2 separate regions of the Homo sapiens genome follow, and region 2 is linked to region 1. Evidence: chromatin contacts called from ENCODE Hi-C or POLR2A ChIA-PET data. All regions are on one chromosome and are shown on one strand. Each heading gives the region's core, a stretch centred on a gene start or an enhancer-like site at or near the end of the contact. The rest is flanking DNA. Distances are from core to core; before and after follow the strand shown. Region 1 has its middle 28 kb from the start of GRAMD4. Region 2 overlaps TBC1D22A (TBC1 domain family member 22A).

Region 1 (4,390 bases), core at 622-3,121:
CTAAAACACCTAACCCCCCCCACCCAACCAGAGGTCCCTCACCACCCACACAAGCAATGCCCCTTCCTCTACCAAGGGCCCCCCAGAGGGCCAGGAGCCTCCCCCTACCCCAGCCCTCCTCTGGCCAGTGCTCCCGCCACCCCACAAGTGCCAAGGATCCCTGAACACACCTGGCCCCTCACACCCATGTGCTTGCATTCCTGCCCTGGCCTAGAATGCTCTTTATCATCACCCACCATACCCACCCCACCCGCCCACTTCCACCTGTCCTTCCACAAAAACAGGGGCAGGGAGGAGGGGCCCACCAGGCAGGTATGGCCTGTGGGTAGAGCTACAGCAGGTGACAGTGTGGACCCAGGCAGAGAAAGGTGTGCATAGGGTGGTGGGGAAGGGAGAGCACAGGACACACAGAGCTGGGGCAGGAGCCGGGCGTGGGGCAGCTGGGGAGGGGCTGGCGGGATGCTGGGGTGGGGCTGGCAGGATGCTGGGGAGGGGCTGGCAGGATGCTGGGTATCAAGGCTGGCTTCTGCTTGACGGTGAGCCCAGAGGTTCCCATTACATTATTAAAAATAACGAAAATATGGCTGGGTGAGGTGGCTCACGCCTATAATCCTAGCACTTTGGGAGGCCGAGGCGGGCAGATCACCTGAGGTCAGGAGTTCAAGACTATCCTGCCAACATGATGAAACCCCATCTCTACTAAAAAAATACAAAAATTAGCCCAGGGTGGTGGTGCACGCCTGTAATCCCAGCTACTTGGGAGGCTGAAGCAGGAGAATTACTTGAACCCAGGAGGCAGAGGTTGCAGTGAGCTGAGATCGCGCCACTGCACTCCAGCCTGGGTGACTGAGCAAGACTCCATCTCAAAAAAATAAATAAAAATAATGAAAATAGACAAAAGAGGACTATGCACAGACGCCCAACAGCAGCACAGACCCCAGGCCAATGACGCATCCCATTCTATGCCCCGGAAGCCCAAATGATGAAAAAGGGAAGAGGTCTCAGCCCACAAGCCTCCTCCCTTAGAAGGCTGCCCCAGCACTGAACAGCCTGCTACGGGAAGTCACTTAATGCAACACTAGCCCACCTCTGCCCGCCCGCCATGGGACTCTCGGTAGGCCCTGCGGCAGGGGTTGGGGGGCGGTCCCACCTGCCCTCCCTGTGCGGCAGGCCCAGCGGAGAAGAGGCAGTCAGAGAACACCTGCCAAATGGCCAAGAACAACAACGTCCCTTTCACCGTCCAGCTGCAGAAATGGGGATGTCTCTCGCCAAGACCGCCTGCAACAAGGGCCGCCCGCAAGGAAGCTTCTGCTTGATGTGAGGTTCCGGGGAAAAGGAACCAGGCAGGGGAGAATCCCGTGATGGTTCATCAGGCCTCAAAGTCAGAACTTACGACTTTTTAAACGTTTCAGTACAATTTACCTTTCTGCTACTGGTACTGGTAAAGAGGAAAGGTCTGCAAATCAAATAACAGTAAACAAGATATCGATGTTACTTAAGCAAACACGTTACTCTCAAGTATTTGAGAACGGTGTGGATAAAACCAATTCCTTTTATGTTTTTGTTCAAATGCTTTCTTTTCTGAAAGCCCGCATGGAGAGTTCTAATTTAGGTTATGTTGGTGAACAAAAATAATCACAATGTGGGGTTTATATCTTCTAATTATACAGAATTTAGGACAAAATATTCATGTAAGTGATTCTGGAATACTTCATAAATAGGTCATATAGGCTCTTTTTATTGCCAAAATTCTTGAAACTCAGTGCAGCAGAGTCATTGTCTCCATGTGGAACTGAAAGCAAGGCAGGCAGCCAGCAGCCCCTCCACGATGCCGGCCACATCCTGGAGGTGCCGGGCGCGGTGTCAGCCAACAAATCAGCCGACACTGGGGTTTTTAAAGCCCCTTGCAGAGCTGGTCACCATACATGTGGGCCGCAGAATTCCAAGACTCTCGGGAGAGAAATTTTGCTTCTGCAGGCGTAGAGGATGTGGTTCCTCCCTGGTGCAGTCGGAACAGTGAAAACATTCAGGAAAGTAACTGAATCGAGCCCCTCCCGGCTGTGAATGACTGAGTTCACCACACAGCCACAGTGGGGCTTCTTCACCTTGCTCGCCATGACTCAGTGCTAACAGCCCACTTCATCCTTTTTTTTTTTTTTGGAAACAGGGCCTCCTCCCTATGTTTCCCAGGCTGGCTTCAAACTCCTGGGCTCTATGGATCCTCCCGCCTTAGCCTCCCAAGGAGCTGGGACCACAGACACGCACCCCTGCACCCAGCTCTGCTGTTTTTAATCGTACAATTAAGCAGTCAGTTATTTAAAAATACACACTTGCCCAACTTAAAAGAACCACACTTATTTATCAATTATGCCAGCTGGGCTGGTGGCAGTAGCAGTGGGCCTCATTCCCTAGGGCACTCTGGGGGCGCAACCCTATGGGGACTGTCCCCCAACTATGGCACCACCTAACCTGAGCCCCGGTGGCCCTGCTGAGCTGGGCGTCAGGATGAGGTCTCGACTCCCGTGACATCAACCAACTTTCCTGGAATGTGCCGTGATGCCCTTGACAAGTGTGGGGACTTGGGGGCGAGAGGGAGGGCCTTGCTGTGTCAAGCCTGCAGGCACAGGAGGGGACACACCAGTCCTGGGCTGGGCCCCAATGTCCACTGATATCACAGATGCTTTCTGACTGTCCCTGGGCATGGCTAACTGAGGGGTGCGGGGGCTGAGGGGTGCGGGGGTTGGCCTTTCTGGGTTTTTTTTTTTTTTTTTTTTGAGACAGAGTCTCGCTCTGTCACCCAGGCTGGAGTGCAGTGGCTTGATCTTGGCTCACTGCAACCTCCGTCTCCCGAGTTCAAACGATTCTCGTGCCTCAACCTCCAGAGTAGCTGGGATTACAGGCACCCACCACCACACCCGGCTAATTTTTATTTTTAGTAGAGACAGGGTTTTGCCATGTTGGCCAGACTGGTCTCCAACTACTGACCTCTGGTATTCCACCTGCCTCAGCCTCCCAAAGTGCTGGGATTACAGGCGTGAGGCACCGTGCACGGCCCGGGGGTGGCCTTTATGAGGGATGCAACCTAGGACTTCAGCAATGTCCGTTAGCCTCTGCCTCATGGAGCTTCAGTAACGTCGTCCAAATGAATTTGGTAAATCTGTCCAAAACAACAAACCCCAACTCCCACCTCAGCCTCCCAAGGAGCTGGGACTACGACATGCACCACCACACCCAGCTAATTTTTTATTTTTAGTAGAGATGGAGTCTCACTATGTTGCCCAGGCCGTTCTCAAACTCCTGAGCTCACGCAATCCTCCCCCTCTCAGCCTCTCAAAGTGCTGGGACTACAGGCATGAGCCACTGCACCCAGCCCTGTTAATTTCTGTTTAAGTCCCTGAAGAGAGAATTTAAGATAACGAGAGATTTCACTATCACACACTGGACCCCGCGGCTGAGAGGGCAGCAGTTTCCCACCTTAGGCCATTCCAGGGCTCTTGCCTTCTCTGGCTGTTTTTTGGGTTTGTTTGTTTTTTTTTCTTTTTCTTTTTAGACAGAGTCTTGCTCTATCACCCAGGCTGGAGTCCGGTGGCACGATCTTGGCTTACTGCAATCTCCGCCTCCCAGGTTCGTGCAATTTTCATCCCACAGCCTCCTGAGTAGCTGGGATTACAGGCACCCACCACCATGCTGGCTAATTTTTGTATTTTTAGTAGAGACAGAGTTTCACCATCTTGGCCAGGCTGGTCTCAGACTCCCGACCACAGACAATCCACCTGCCTCGGCCTCCCAAAGTGTTGGGATTACAGGCATGAGCCAGTGTGCCCGGCCTCTGGCTGTTTTTATAAACTAGTAGTGTCCATCGTCCTTAGCTGTCCTCAGACAACACTGTGGACTCTCCCCCAATCTCTCTGAGCTCCTCCTCCCCTCACCCAAGCACGCCCTGGCGGGACCTCTGCTGCTCTCTCCCTCCCCTGTTGACACTCACCTGGGCCCAGCCCGGGTTTCTCCCCTCCCATTCCCCTCTACCAGGCCACCAAACCAGGCCAGTCACGAGCAACAGGCAGACACCAGCTGACTGGGTGTTAACGGCAGCAGCCCAGGCCTGGTCACACACACAGTGGCCCAGGTCACCTCCTCCTTGGGACGCGCTCCTGGCCAATCCCAGCCCTCGGGGTTAGTGGAGCGCTCACCCATCCCCGGCACCTTCTCAGCTCTCTGCCAAGGACTGGCTGGAGGAAGGACACTGGGAGAGGTCCCCAGTACTCCCGAACCCCACCCACTAGCCACCTTCCCCCAGCTTCCCAATCAAAGCCTCCCACCAAGAGGAATCAGGCCGAGGGCCATCCATGTGGCCCCAGAGCTGTCACAGTCAGACTCCCAGCTCCGCCCC
Region 2 (4,697 bases), core at 876-3,375, 210 kb before region 1:
GGCCATGTGGCCTGGCTCTGAAGGCAGCCCTACTCTCCCAGTAAGAAGACGCCTGCCCTGGTGACTGCTCCTTCCATCACCCCATGATGGTGACAGCCCCTTTAGAGCTGTGAGGAAGAGGTCAAGTGACTTGGAGCTTAGATCCTGAGGACATCACTGAGCCAGTGAACCAGTGCCAACAGCTACCTGCCTCCAGGCATCTTGCTGAGAAACTTAACTTTTGAATTTGTTCAAAAGTCCTTGCGTCTGCTTTTCTGTTACCTACAGCAAAAACACATCTTCACGGAAGGCCCCAGATACAAGGCACCCTGTGTCAACTGGAAAACCAGTGATGCCCCACTCACCGCTGAAGAACACAGGGTAGGAGAGAAGGAGACTGACCGCTGGTGGCTCAATTAACTCTGCCAGCATTTCCTGAGAATGTGCCATGCATGTGCCAGTCACTGGAACAGGAGGATGAGTGACTCCAGCCACGGCCCAAGAGAGGATCACAGTCTAATGGGCAGATGGACACAAACTCATACTCTCTTAGAGGAAACCATAATAGGAGCTAAGTTACAAGTAGAAAATGTTGTACAGGGCGAGGAGCAATGAGTCCCTGGGGATCCTGCCATACTCGCCCTACTTTCCTTCTCCTATCCCTCACATAGAGAAAATACCACAGTCGCACAATTGCTCAAGTCTGTATCCAATATCCTCATCTACAAAAGAAATTATAAGAAAAAAAAGACAAACATGCAACAGATAAGTTTTTAAGGCGGCTCCTTTAAAACCATACCAAAGACTTACAAACTCTCTTTTAGCATTTGCTTTTAATATTACAGACTAAAAATCACCATTCAACAGAAACAAATCACCTGAAGGAACAGTGAAAGGTTTCCTATTAAACTGAAGATTTACATTACTATGGATAGTAAATAAAATTCCTAATTTTCACCAAATCATATCTAATTTGGTTATTTTAAGCCAAGTGACATCACATGTAGTTCAAATACCACATCGAGCAGGGAACACATCACCCAGAAAAAAGGATGCCGGCAATGCTGTGAAAGTGGGGAGCCAGCGTGTTCACTGAGGCTCTCGCATGCCCTGCCTGAAGCCCAGATCACTCTGCAGATAAAACAGCCGCTGAGAGAGAGCCATTTCTGCTAGTGAGCTCTGAAAAACTGGTAAGAACTGATTAAGAGGGAATAAATTAGAGAGAAAAAGCAAGCACAACTCTAGTTAATACAGCATGTGGAAACAGTGGCAATTTTGGTTTGTTGGTTTTATTATCTTTTCCATTTCTCTAACTTTCAATAACATTTCCGTTAATGATGATCACAGAAACCCTTTAGTGACAAAATGAGCAGAGAAAAGAAATAGGCACAGCTCCTGTCCTAAGTGGGAACACACGGGCAAAAAGGGGCCAAGGCCGGGGGCAAGCTTTGAGGGAAAGCAGAGTAACGGTGATGTGGGGGAAGCCACGGGGGGAAAACGCAAACCCAGAGTCACACGGTTGGGAAAGCCCGTCCTTGGCTCAAGGAGGTGCCATCGCATTGCTGCTGAGCTGCCATTGGATGGTAGTGTCAGTTACTTACCTAGTAAATTTATCTAAGAAACAAAGTAAAACCAGAGACACAGGACCATGTATGCACCAAAAGAAGGCAAGAAAGGTCTAGCTGAAGAGTCAGCGAACCATCAAATGACAAGTACCTACTATGTGACACTCACTGCAGGGGACTTGAGGACAGAGCAGGGCCAGCAAGGATCTGGGTGTGGCTGGGCCAGTGCATGCACAGAAGGACTGTGCAAGCTGGAGTTTGTTCCCTCTGCCCCGGGCCTCTGCATTCAGCAGTTCTAGGTGGCCAGGGGGCTGCCTTCCTTGACAAAGCCCTTCCCTGATGAGACGCCAGGGCAAGGCCGAGTTAGCCAGAGCTTTCATCTTCGTCCCTCACGTTATTCTCTTCTGAGGCTGTGCCTGCCTTTCAGTAAGCACGGTGAACACACACAGACACGCGCAAGTGTAAGCACCCCCCACCCACAAGGCCAACGTGCCCTGCTGTGGTCATGAAGCCCAGGCTGCAAAGACAGCACCTGGCCACTAGAGGGCGACGCTGAACGCTGACGGCCGGGTCGCAAGAACCAACCGCCCTCCCCGCCTCAGCTCCTGGGGGCCGGGCCCCAGCTCCCACAGCAGAAGCGAGATCTCCAACAAGGCCCACAGGAGAGAAAACCGCCGCCCTTCCTCAGGCCTCCAACAGCACCAAGAATGCCCACTGTCTACACTAACCAGAAACGTGTGACCTGGAGGCTGGGAGCCCAGCCCGGGGTGACCCCGGTTCCCAGCCAGCTCTGCCCTCACTGTGGGGCTGGAGGGCAGCCGCCTGTTTAACCTTGTCTCGAGCTCTTCAGCTGTAAACCAGCGATAAGGCCAGCAATCTGGGGCACGCAGGAAGGGGGTGGGGGTGCAGAGGGGGGTCTTTTGGTGGCTGATAACACAGTCTCTACAGCACAGTGCCCAGCACAGAGTGAAGGCCCCCAGTGGCTGTAACCATGGGAGCATTTAAACACACTGCTTTCCCTGGCTCTCTGTTTCATGAGGAGGAGATTTTGTCTCCCCAGTGAAATGCCATCTCTGGAGTGTGTTCTGATTTCTGTGTCTATCGGCTGTTCCCCATCCCTGCAGACCCCAGGCTCTAAGCTATGGGGGTCCTGGCTCTTGCCTTCTCGCCAGTCTACCCAGCTCCAGATTTCATCAGCCCCCGACTCACGCAGCCCACCCCACCCACATCCCCAGCCCACGGCCTCCACTCTTGCCCCCTAGTCTCCCACCCTACTCTGACCCTCCTCCAGCCCCTCCCATGAGCTGCCCAAGGACTCCACGTCGTCCATGGCCACTGGCAACACTCTGCTCAGAAGCAGTCATCGGCTCTTCCTTCCACAGAATAGCAACCGCTTTCTGATGCTCTGCACCGCGCTTTACTCCCCCGGTTCAAAACCTCCCAGAGGCTTCATGCTGTGCTCGAAGTAAAAGCAGAGCTCCTTCTCCTGGACTTCTCAGCCCTGGGGACCTGGTCCCTGCCTGCCTTGCAGGCCTCTCCCCACACCCCACTCAGCCACCAGGCCAGAGCCTCAGAAACCCCTCAAGCACATGAAGCTCTATTGCCCGCAGGACCTTTGCACCTCTGGGCCTGTCCCTAGAATGCTCATGCCCCCTCTTCAAATACCTGACTCCGTGCAGATCTCGCCCCAGAAACAGCCAACTGCAGAGCAGCTCCAGCCTCTACCCTCCACATGCCTTGACTCTCCCTATATGCTTCCTGCCTTCTGATGGTTGCGGGGGTACTGAGCGAGCTCCCTCTGTCTCCTCACACGAGAATGTCAGCTCCTTGAGGGCAGGGCCCTCGCAAGCCTCGCCGCCGATTCCTCCCCAGTGCCTACAACCACAGCAGGTGCTCAACAGAGCCTGGATGAGTGACTCTACATAAATTCCCACTGACCTTCACGAGGACCCTGCAGGGCAGGTCTCATGCTCCCTCTACAGCTGACGAAACAGGTAGGTTGAGCCACTTCATGAGTAAGGACACGGCCAGCCATCACACTGAGGGCCTACTCCAAGGCCGCACCTGCTTCCTCCTGTCACCAAGGGCCCAGGCCCCTTCACGGCTGCCCTAGAGCCACGGACACCAAGGGGGCATCTACTCGTATTAGTGCTGCCAAGGTGTACGGCTCCAAACTTCTGTTCATGCCCTCCCAACCCCCAAAACACCCTCTCCCGCTGACCTCCATCTATCAGCACGCTCTCATAAAGCCTAGACTGGATGGTCACCCCTCAGGGGAAGTGGAACACAGCCGTGGCCTGGCCCCACTCCTTGACGGACGGGTCGTCGTGCCTTCTGTCCTACCGTTCGAAAGCCTTGAGGGCCAGAGCTGAGCTCCACACACAGTTTGCCCTCCGAGGCCCCACTGCTGCGAGGCAGGCCCTAGACGGTCCTCAGGAAACTGCGTGTTCTACATGTTACCAAATCGCACTACCATTCACCAGATACATGTGACCAACTTGAGTGTCATTTTCCGGGGCTTCAAAGCAGGCAGTCTTTGTGTGAGTAAATATTGAGCCAATGCTAAGAGTAAAATGAGCTATTAAGTTCTATTTGCTACTTTCATCCCCAGGCTCATAACAGAGCGTAAGCTAAACAAAGAAAAACAGCACTCCGCTGGACAGAATGATATTCAGCAGGTAGACTCATTTCTGTAGGCACTTCTCACATCAGTGATTTGCTTCTCCAACATTGGCAAATATTTGCCACTTACGTCTTTCATGTAATGTGAAGAAAGTACATTCCACTGTCTTCCAAAGCTATCTTAACTGCCTTATAAAAACAGGCAATTTACTGGCGATGTTTTCTCTTGCTACTAAATACAAATGCAGTCATCGTTTAACTTTGAAAGCTCTGCATTTAGCTTTTTGGTTTTAGATTTGATATTTACATAGAATTATAAAGAAAGAAAAAAACCCACAGTCCCCTCAACCTAACAAAATACTTGATTTTTACGTGCTAAAATCTAGCCCTACATACTCCCATCTTCCTACAAGTCTTGAAAGCTTTACTTTTAAGTGTGATTTTAATTTCCAAAAGTTGGTTCAATTACAAAGTCCTCCAGAATGCTCCAGGTGGGTACTCAGAGCCTGACCCAGCACAGGGTTCCCATCA

The links. A loop is a pair of places that touch in the nucleus more often than their neighbours do. ChIA-PET counts read pairs that join two places held with the same protein, here RNA polymerase II (POLR2A). Pooled maps may share reads with other maps.
Region 2: a pooled map shows a loop between it and region 1 (2.7-fold over the local background). The contact joins two enhancer-like sites. A Hi-C loop is called at or near these places in 7 of 50 pooled maps. POLR2A ChIA-PET finds 5 or more read pairs at or near these places in 3 of 52 experiments (activated B cell, activated T-cell and naive thymus-derived CD8-positive, alpha-beta T cell).

Annotation. Positions count from the first base shown.
Region 1 is chr22:46,590,217-46,594,606 of GRCh38, reverse strand. It overlaps a transcript of GRAMD4 not described here. Among named protein-coding and RNA genes, the nearest start is that of GRAMD4, 28 kb to the left of the region's middle. RefSeq lists a silencer at 1,045-1,104. Within about 2 kb of position 1,871, at least 20 of the 41 ENCODE cell types and tissues checked have a DNase peak (open chromatin) inside an H3K27ac peak, as active enhancers do.
Region 2 is chr22:46,800,924-46,805,620 of GRCh38, reverse strand. The region is part of intron 4 of TBC1D22A (TBC1 domain family member 22A); the gene reads right to left. Among named protein-coding and RNA genes, the nearest start is that of TBC1D22A, 41 kb to the right of the region's middle. RefSeq lists enhancers at 2,094-2,143, 2,164-2,333, 2,354-2,403. Within about 2 kb of position 2,125, at least 4 of the 41 ENCODE cell types and tissues checked have a DNase peak (open chromatin) inside an H3K27ac peak, as active enhancers do.